Regions from separate parts of the Mus musculus genome. Here all the other regions are linked to region 2. The links are chromatin loops, found by intact Hi-C in ENCODE. Cell type or tissue: gastrocnemius. All regions are shown on one strand.

The links. A loop is a pair of places that touch in the nucleus more often than their neighbours do. Peaks named below come from ENCODE experiments on the same cell type or tissue, not always from the same donor. Only the 100,000 strongest peaks of a DNase experiment are listed, where the experiment ranks them.
Region 1: it touches region 2 in a loop (12-fold over the local background); 11 of 42 quality-filtered maps call a loop at or near these places.
Region 3: a loop joins it to region 2, with 3.0 times the contacts of the local background. A loop is called at or near these places in 4 of 42 quality-filtered maps.

What each region holds. Positions count from the first base shown.
Region 1 is chr2:5,769,830-5,772,329 of GRCm38, reverse strand. No RefSeq gene overlaps it. Among named protein-coding and RNA genes, the nearest start is that of Gm29857, 43 kb to the right of the region's middle. In gastrocnemius, a CTCF peak has its summit at 1,467 (motif pointing right); a DNase peak (open chromatin) is centred at 1,514.
Region 2 is chr2:5,078,909-5,081,408 of GRCm38, reverse strand. No RefSeq gene overlaps it. Among named protein-coding and RNA genes, the nearest start is that of Optn, 16 kb to the right of the region's middle. In gastrocnemius, a CTCF peak has its summit at 1,168 (motif pointing left); DNase peaks (open chromatin) are centred at 873 and 1,169; H3K4me3 peaks cover 545 bases; H3K27ac peaks cover 345 bases.
Region 3 is chr2:5,429,999-5,432,498 of GRCm38, reverse strand. All of the region lies in intron 3 of Camk1d (calcium/calmodulin-dependent protein kinase ID), which reads left to right. Among named protein-coding and RNA genes, the nearest start is that of Gm36853, 51 kb to the left of the region's middle. In gastrocnemius, a CTCF peak has its summit at 990 (motif pointing right); a DNase peak (open chromatin) is centred at 989.

The sequences.
Region 1 (2,500 bases), 690 kb before region 2:
GGATGGGGATGGGTTGTGGAGGGTGTGATGGGGAGGGAGGGGCAGTGAGTGGGATGTAAAGTGAATAAGTAAAAAATGAAATGTAATGAAATAAAAATAAAAGAATATGTGGAACACACACACACACACACAAACTGGACACAGTGGTGTGTACCAGGGAGGCAGAGAAAGATGGATTCCTGTGCCTCAGTGCCCAGTCAGTATAACCTACTTGATGTCTATCAAACCAATGAGAAAGCCTGTTTCAACAAACAAGAGGGGGAAGGCATCTGAAGAATGACAGTTCGGGTTTTCCTCAGGCCTCCACATTCACACACACACACACACACACACACACACACACACACACACACCCCTTAATGCTTTAACTAAATTTCTAAATTTGTGCAGACCTACAGGTTAGACATGCTTATAGAATCCTGGTCCCCACTGGGCACTATTGGGAGGTGGCAGAAACTTTAAGAGATTGGGCCTAGTGCAATGCCTCAGAACATTAGATTACTGCCCTTGAAGGGGGCTGGGAAATCCTGGCTTCTCTCTCTTATGTGCTAGTCCTAGGGAGAGTTACTTAGCTCTACCACACACTTTCACCTTGATGTGGTACCTTACTGGAGGTCCAAAGCTATAGGCACAATTGTCCTGGACAAGAACATCAAATCTATGATCCAAGCCTTTTCTTTGTAAGGTAGTGGTGGTTTCAGGTGTTTGTTATGGCAACTGCATCCCAACTAATGGTGAATTTGAGAGTCTGTCTGCTGTGAGGCTGGGTGAGGTAATAAAATACTAACATTGCCTAGGTCTATGACACTCTCTACAAGCATGTTGGTATTGTAACCACACAAAATACAGAGCTTAGCACCACCTCTAACCAGTGTGGTGTTCTGTCAAACCCTTAACACTGATATCCACTGACAGCACTGTGGAACCTTCCTTAGCTTCGATCCTGGTCGCCCTGGTGCAGTCAGTTATGGGAAGTTTTCTTACATGAGTGGATCACCTGCAGCTGGTTCTCATAAGATCCACAGGGATGACCTTGGTTAATAATTTCTGAAAAACAAAATAAGTAGGAACCAGGATCCACATGCTCAGGCTCCCTTCGGGGCTGTGTGAAAACCTTCCATGACCACATGTGGAACACACTCTTCCCTTTAAACCATCCAGACAGGAAACGGAGCAACAGGGCCCAGGCCCTGACTCGCTGGGTGAAGCTTCTCCAATAAAAGGGGTGTACACTGTCATTTAAAGAATATCTTTCGTAAAACTGCTGAGTTACTTCCTCAAATTTTCTTCCTTTTTTTCTAAAGATTGCTGACTTTGGGGTGAAGAAATCACAACTGCTAACTCTTAGATCCCCGGAAGAGTGTTATGGGCTCTTTCTTAGTTCTTAGTTGGAAGGAAAAGCTCCGGATGTTTTGTCCACTACAGATAATTTTGGGAAACATTTAGTCTGTGGCTTCTTCCACGTTGCTAAGAGACTTACCACAAGATGGCGCCTGGCTTAGTTAATGAAAGGCTTTCCCTACTTTTAGGTCCTTGTACTTGGAGTGGAGACACTTGGCAGAGCTGATGATGTTGTTTCCATGGAGACAAAAGTCTGAATCACTGTATGAGTTTTTAATGATGGAGACTCTCCTCTTATATCCTTTAACTATGCTGTGCCTTCCAACTAAATTTTTCCTATTAACAGCAGCTAAAGTGACACCTGGCTTGTGACTGAAGACACTGGATCTTCTCCCCAGGTCCCAGTGGAGTAAGAGGGCCATGTGCTCTGTCCTCTCTCTGTTGTGTTTTGTAGTTGTTGATTTAAACCTCAGACCCTTGGTTTCCTTAATTCAAGTGTTTGTTATAGTAACTGCATCCCAACTAACGGTGAATTTGGGAGTTTTTCTGCTGTTCCTTAATTAAACATGGGGAGATTGGCAGTATAACTAGGAAACTCAGTGGAGCTGTAATAACTCATTTGTGTAAGGAAGGCTGACTCTGAACTCTAAGGTAAGTGATGTTAGCTACATAAACCCCAACAAGCCTGTTAGCATATCACTGGATGTTCCTGGATTAGCAGATGAATCAGAAATTAAGCCAGTCTAGCAGTCACAGATTTTTCAATTCTGGGACAGAACCACTTTTTCCTTTTCTCTTTCTTTTTGTTGGGGTGGAGGGAGGTTTCGAGACAGGATTTCTCTGTGTAGCCCTGGCTGTCCTGGAATCTTCTTTGTAGAGCAAGCTGGTCTTGAACTCACAGATGTCAACTACTTCTGCCTCCTCAGTGCTGCACTCAAAGGCCTGAACCACCACATTTTTTGATATTTGTTGTGAGAGTGGAATGAGAGGCATGTGTCCTTAAAGTGAAATAAACCTCTCTCTAGTACATCCCTGTTGCTATGTGGCAAGGCTCTACTGTCTTTCTGGATCCAGAACCAGCATCATTGGGTATGAAACTATCTCTGGGGAAGTGAATCTGCCCAGCTCTTATCAGCCTCTGGTTAGGACTTCCTGAATA
Region 2 (2,500 bases):
CCACTGCCTCAACAATTGTACCTTTGCCCTTTAAAAATATGTCAAACCTTCCATTCCTCATCTATTTTATTTTTTAATTTTTCCCAAAAGTAAACATATACGTGTACACAGTCACACATGGATATACACATCCACATGTGCACACTCACACTCATATTCCTCACAATCATACACAGGCACTCCACATACACCATGAGTATGCTTGTATGTGACCATAGGCACCTACTTGCAAATACTCAACACATACAGACACATTACAAAAACGCACACACTTGGACTTCTACCCATATATTCACACACAGGCACGTATGTACATATGCATACATGATACATACACTTCTATACAAGTGTAGACTCAAAATATATGAATACACACGTGTATGCTCAGTCATTGGAGTTTCATATGCCAGTCTATATTGGGGTGCTGTTTTACTGAAGTACTTCCTGACCTCTGTTCCCATAATTCTGTGAGACCCCGACTTAGAGCGTTTCTCCCTGAAAGGTAAAGCCCCTGGACATTCCCCAAGCTTGTTTTCCCTGATCTCTTAAAATACAGCCAGAAAGAAGCTCTTTGTTCTCTATAGCCAACAAAAAGTCTTTTTGTTTCTGTGCCTTACAGCCAGAGACTCGATGATTGTGGGGAGACCTAGCCAGGCGCTTGCTTGGCTCCCTGTGCCAAGGACATGGAGATAGATTCCCCAGAGAAGAGCTACAGCTCACTCCTCACTCTTCATGCCTTGTTATTTTACCAAGGACACCCGCCAGAGAAGAGCTGTAGCCAAACTCCTCCCAACTCCTCAGCTAGCTGTTAAAAGCCCCCTACTGTTACCGCTCGAGATCGAACTCCCCTCAGCTAGCTGACAATAAAGCGTCTTGCAGTTTGCATCAGGTGTTATCGGGGTGCCGACCAGCTCAACCCGGGACTTGAGCGGAGGTCTCCCCAGTTTCGGGGGTCTTACAATTCCACAATCCCAGCAAAGGAGGCCATTTCCTTGTCTGTTTTTTTTTTATCTTGATACATATGTACTATTAAAATGGGACAAATTAAAAGGTCTTAGTCTGACAAAGAGCACTTTCCTTAAAAATGCTGACCTTTCTTTCATAGGCTCAATTTGGATTTTCCCTGAGAGGGACTGCCAGTTGACTGCAGACAGTCATTTGGCACCATCTGCTGGACATAGACAGTCTGAGCAAATGAGAGCTGAAGAGATCAGAGCTGAAGAGCCCAGAATCCACGTTGAGTGAGTGCCTGGATCTAATAGTTCTGCTGTGTGTGGCTTTATTGCAAATATGCAACTTCCTGTGCATATCTCTGAGTTACCTTACGTTATCCTCTCTGAATTTCACAAAGCACCTTTGCTTTATAGCCTCAGCCAAGTCAGCTCACAATGAAGAGCAGAAACCACATCTTGCCACTGTTGCATCCCTAGGGTCCAGGATACAGTAGGAGCTGTGAAACATGTTTCTCTTGCTCTGTGGCTTTTGAATGGCACAATGACTAATATGGGCCATAAGAGATGATGAACCATGGACAGCATAAAGCTAGGGGTGAACATGAACTCCTGATCCTCTGCCTCTACCTCCCCACACCGGGATGATGTTGGAGAAACATCAGCTGCTCCGTATGCCTTTTCAAATTTTAAATTTTTCTTCAAATTAAAAAAATAATAATAACTGTTTAGACCAAGGTCTTGCCATGTAACCCAGGTTGACCTCAAACTTGATCCTCCTGCCTCAGCCTCTCAAGCCCTCAGTAACCTTTAAAAACTGATAAGTTTTCCCCCATGTGATAGTTAACTGTGTGCATTAACTTGGCCAGACTAAAATGCCCTGCATTTGGCCAAATACCACTGGAGATACTTCTGTGGAGACACATTCTTTATGTGATTGGTGTTCTGCATAAAGCGTGTGATTCTCCATATTGTGTGTGGGTCCTTTCATTTGAAAGCTTTGAGAGTAAAGACTGCAGTTTCTCAAGGTAGAAGAAATTTTTCTTCAACCAGATTGCCACAGAGAAACCCTGCCTCAGTTTCTCACTTGAGGGATTTGGAGTCCAGACATCAATTGTAATTCTTACCTGAAATTCCAGCCTGATGACCTCATATAAACCTTAGACATTCCTGCTTCATTCTCCCTCTCCCTCTCCCTCTCCGTCCCATTTTGCTGGAGAAACCTAACACAGGTCCTATACATTATATTAGTAAAGTATCAAGTGTTTTTTCAGTTCACTAAGAAGCTAACTGTGAATCAGGATTGCCCCTAACTAACTTCAGACCCAAGCATATCTGTCTTAGAGCATCCTCCAAGATCTTAGTCCAGGAATGGGCTATTCCTATCCCCAGCTTTGTGAGAAATGGACAGGAGAACAACAAAGCATCCCACAAATAGAAATATCACATCCTTGAGAACAATCAAGTAAATTGTTACAGGAAAAACACAACATCTCTGAGCACATTTAGGAGGTAAATCGTTCCCAGACACCTTCCTGAAGGGAGTGGGG
Region 3 (2,500 bases), 350 kb before region 2:
AAAACAAAAAACGGTTTATGTTAAACCAGTGTCAGACCTCAGGACCAAATTCCCTACTTCATGTGTATACATGCTTTGACTAAATCTATTTTCACCACGTGTGTGCATGTGTATGGTGTGTGTGTGTGTGTGTGTGTGTGTGTGTGTGTGTGCATGTGTATGGTGTGTGTGTGTGTATGTGTGTGTGTGTGTGTGTGTGTGTGTGTGTGTGTGTGTTTTGCTCTAAGAGGCCAGAAGAGGACATCAGATGTCCTGTGAGTGGATTTACAGATGTAATCATATGAGCAGCCACGTGGGTACTGGGAATCAAATTCTGGTCCTCTGGAAAAACAGCCAGTCCTCTTCATTGCTGAGCCATCTCTCCAGCCCCACAGTTGGAAATTCTTATTTATGGTGTTATATTAAGTGATATAAATAGTAGTATTTGTAGTGAGTAACCATCTGCAGTCACTGATTGAAACTAAGTCCTGAAACGCATCCTTATAAAATAAATGGAACACATCAAATGATAAGAGCGCAAAGACTGCGGAAGAGTTTTCAAACATCTAGACTTGTACTCTGGAAGCGCTCGGTCTGGGGAAAATGTCTTGGTAGAGTTCTATTTTTTATCAGGTAATTTTATATCTGTCTAGCCTTGAGAAAAGATTGAGATGTGTGCTTGTATAGCATCCAACTTTGAGAAAGCAGAAGAAAATCACTAACAGGAACAGTCTATCTTTCAAGGTTTATTAAGCATCAGACAAAAGTATCTTTTTCTTTTTTTTAAGTATCAAAGAAAAGTAGTAAATACTATTCTGCTCACCTACTTTAGATGGCTAGATCAGCAAAGTACTTGTCCTGCGTGTGATTTACCCAGACAGCCAGACATGGGCGTGCACCCTTGTTATCCTGGTGCTGGAAAAGTAGGTCTCTGGGACTTGATGGACAGCCAGCCTCACCTACTTAGTGAGTGCCAGGCCAGTGAGCAATATGCAGTTCCTGAGGATCAACACCAGGGGGCTGTCTTCTGACCTCCATGCACAATTACAAGTGCACATGTGTGCACACCCACCCACACCAGCAGTACCTAAACATTTGGGCTGAATTATTTATATATATTTGATTGAAATTTTACAAATAGAACTTGGGTATGTTGACAGATTTCCATAAGCCCAGCAGTCCCAAACTTGTGGCAAGAGAAAGGCCAGTTCACAATTGGCCAACTTGCCCAATATTGTCTCAAAAAGGAAAAAACAAACAAACAAACAACAGGTTACAGTTTAGCAATTTTGAATTTACCTGTTTATCAGCATTTGCTGTGAACTTACCAGCTATTGCAGCAAGTATAGAGGAAGTATTTTCCAAATTAAAGATACTACGGTTGGTGGAAAAGAATGAATTGAAAGCGTGGACCGTTTGAAACTTAGAAGTCATATAAAATGTGACCCCGACAAAGATTGTGGATAATACTACAAATACATTAAATAACAAATCCATGCTAGAAAGAGCAGGCTCTGTAGACAGGGTGTAGAAGCAGATATTACTTTAAAGTAATAAAAACATGGAAATTGTGACCAGACGAATTATCCTGCCTTTGTGGTTTCTAGATATGTAATTTAGAGAAAGAAACTAAAATGTTTTTTGCTTTAATATAGTTTGTTATAAAGTATTTAACTTATTTGAAATAGTTATAATTTTTTAAAATTTGGGAGTACTGGGGATTGAATCACACAAGGCCTAGGAAATGTTAGAAAAAGGAAATCACATGCTAGGGATGTGTTGAGTTATATACACAGCCTTCTGATACCCCTTTTTACTTTGGTTGTTTTTTATTGTTGTTCTTTTGCTTAATTTTAAAGTATTGATTTGGTGTGTACACGTGTGCATGCATGTAATGAAGAGAGAACATACTTTGTGAACTCTATGGTATTCTAGATGTAAATAAGAGACAGATAGCTTCTGGGACACCATCTACATAACATTTTTCCAAGGGCCCCTGCAAGTTAACACTTCCAAAAAATTAAAGCAAGCATTTCTGCTAACTCTGCCCTACTTCGCTGTAGCCTTTGCATTTTGCAGGTGCTTGAGAGCACAAGGCATGACTGAGGTCCATGCCTTGTATGGGGACTGTTGCTAAGTGACCGTCTCTCTTACCTTTGGGATTGCTGTGGGGCTCATTAATCAGTTTGTCCTAACATCTGCTCTCCTGAGATGGTCAGCTTAACTGATAGTAAAGGCCCCTCACAGTGAGCCCGAGTTCCTCATCGTCAGTTTCTAGGAATAGCTCTTCTGTCACTAAATTATGCATATTTTTATTCAGAAAAGCCACCCTAGGCTGCCTTACTGGTGATTCACTGTTCCCCCTATTCTCAGTCACCCGTCTTGGCAGAGAGAGGAATGGGGACCACGTTCTGAAAGATAAACGGCATGCAGGCGGCACTCGGAGATGGATTGACTCAGGCTTTCAGAACAGATGAGTGAGTCGCAATGGAAGTTAAGACTCTGCAGGAAGTTCTGCAGA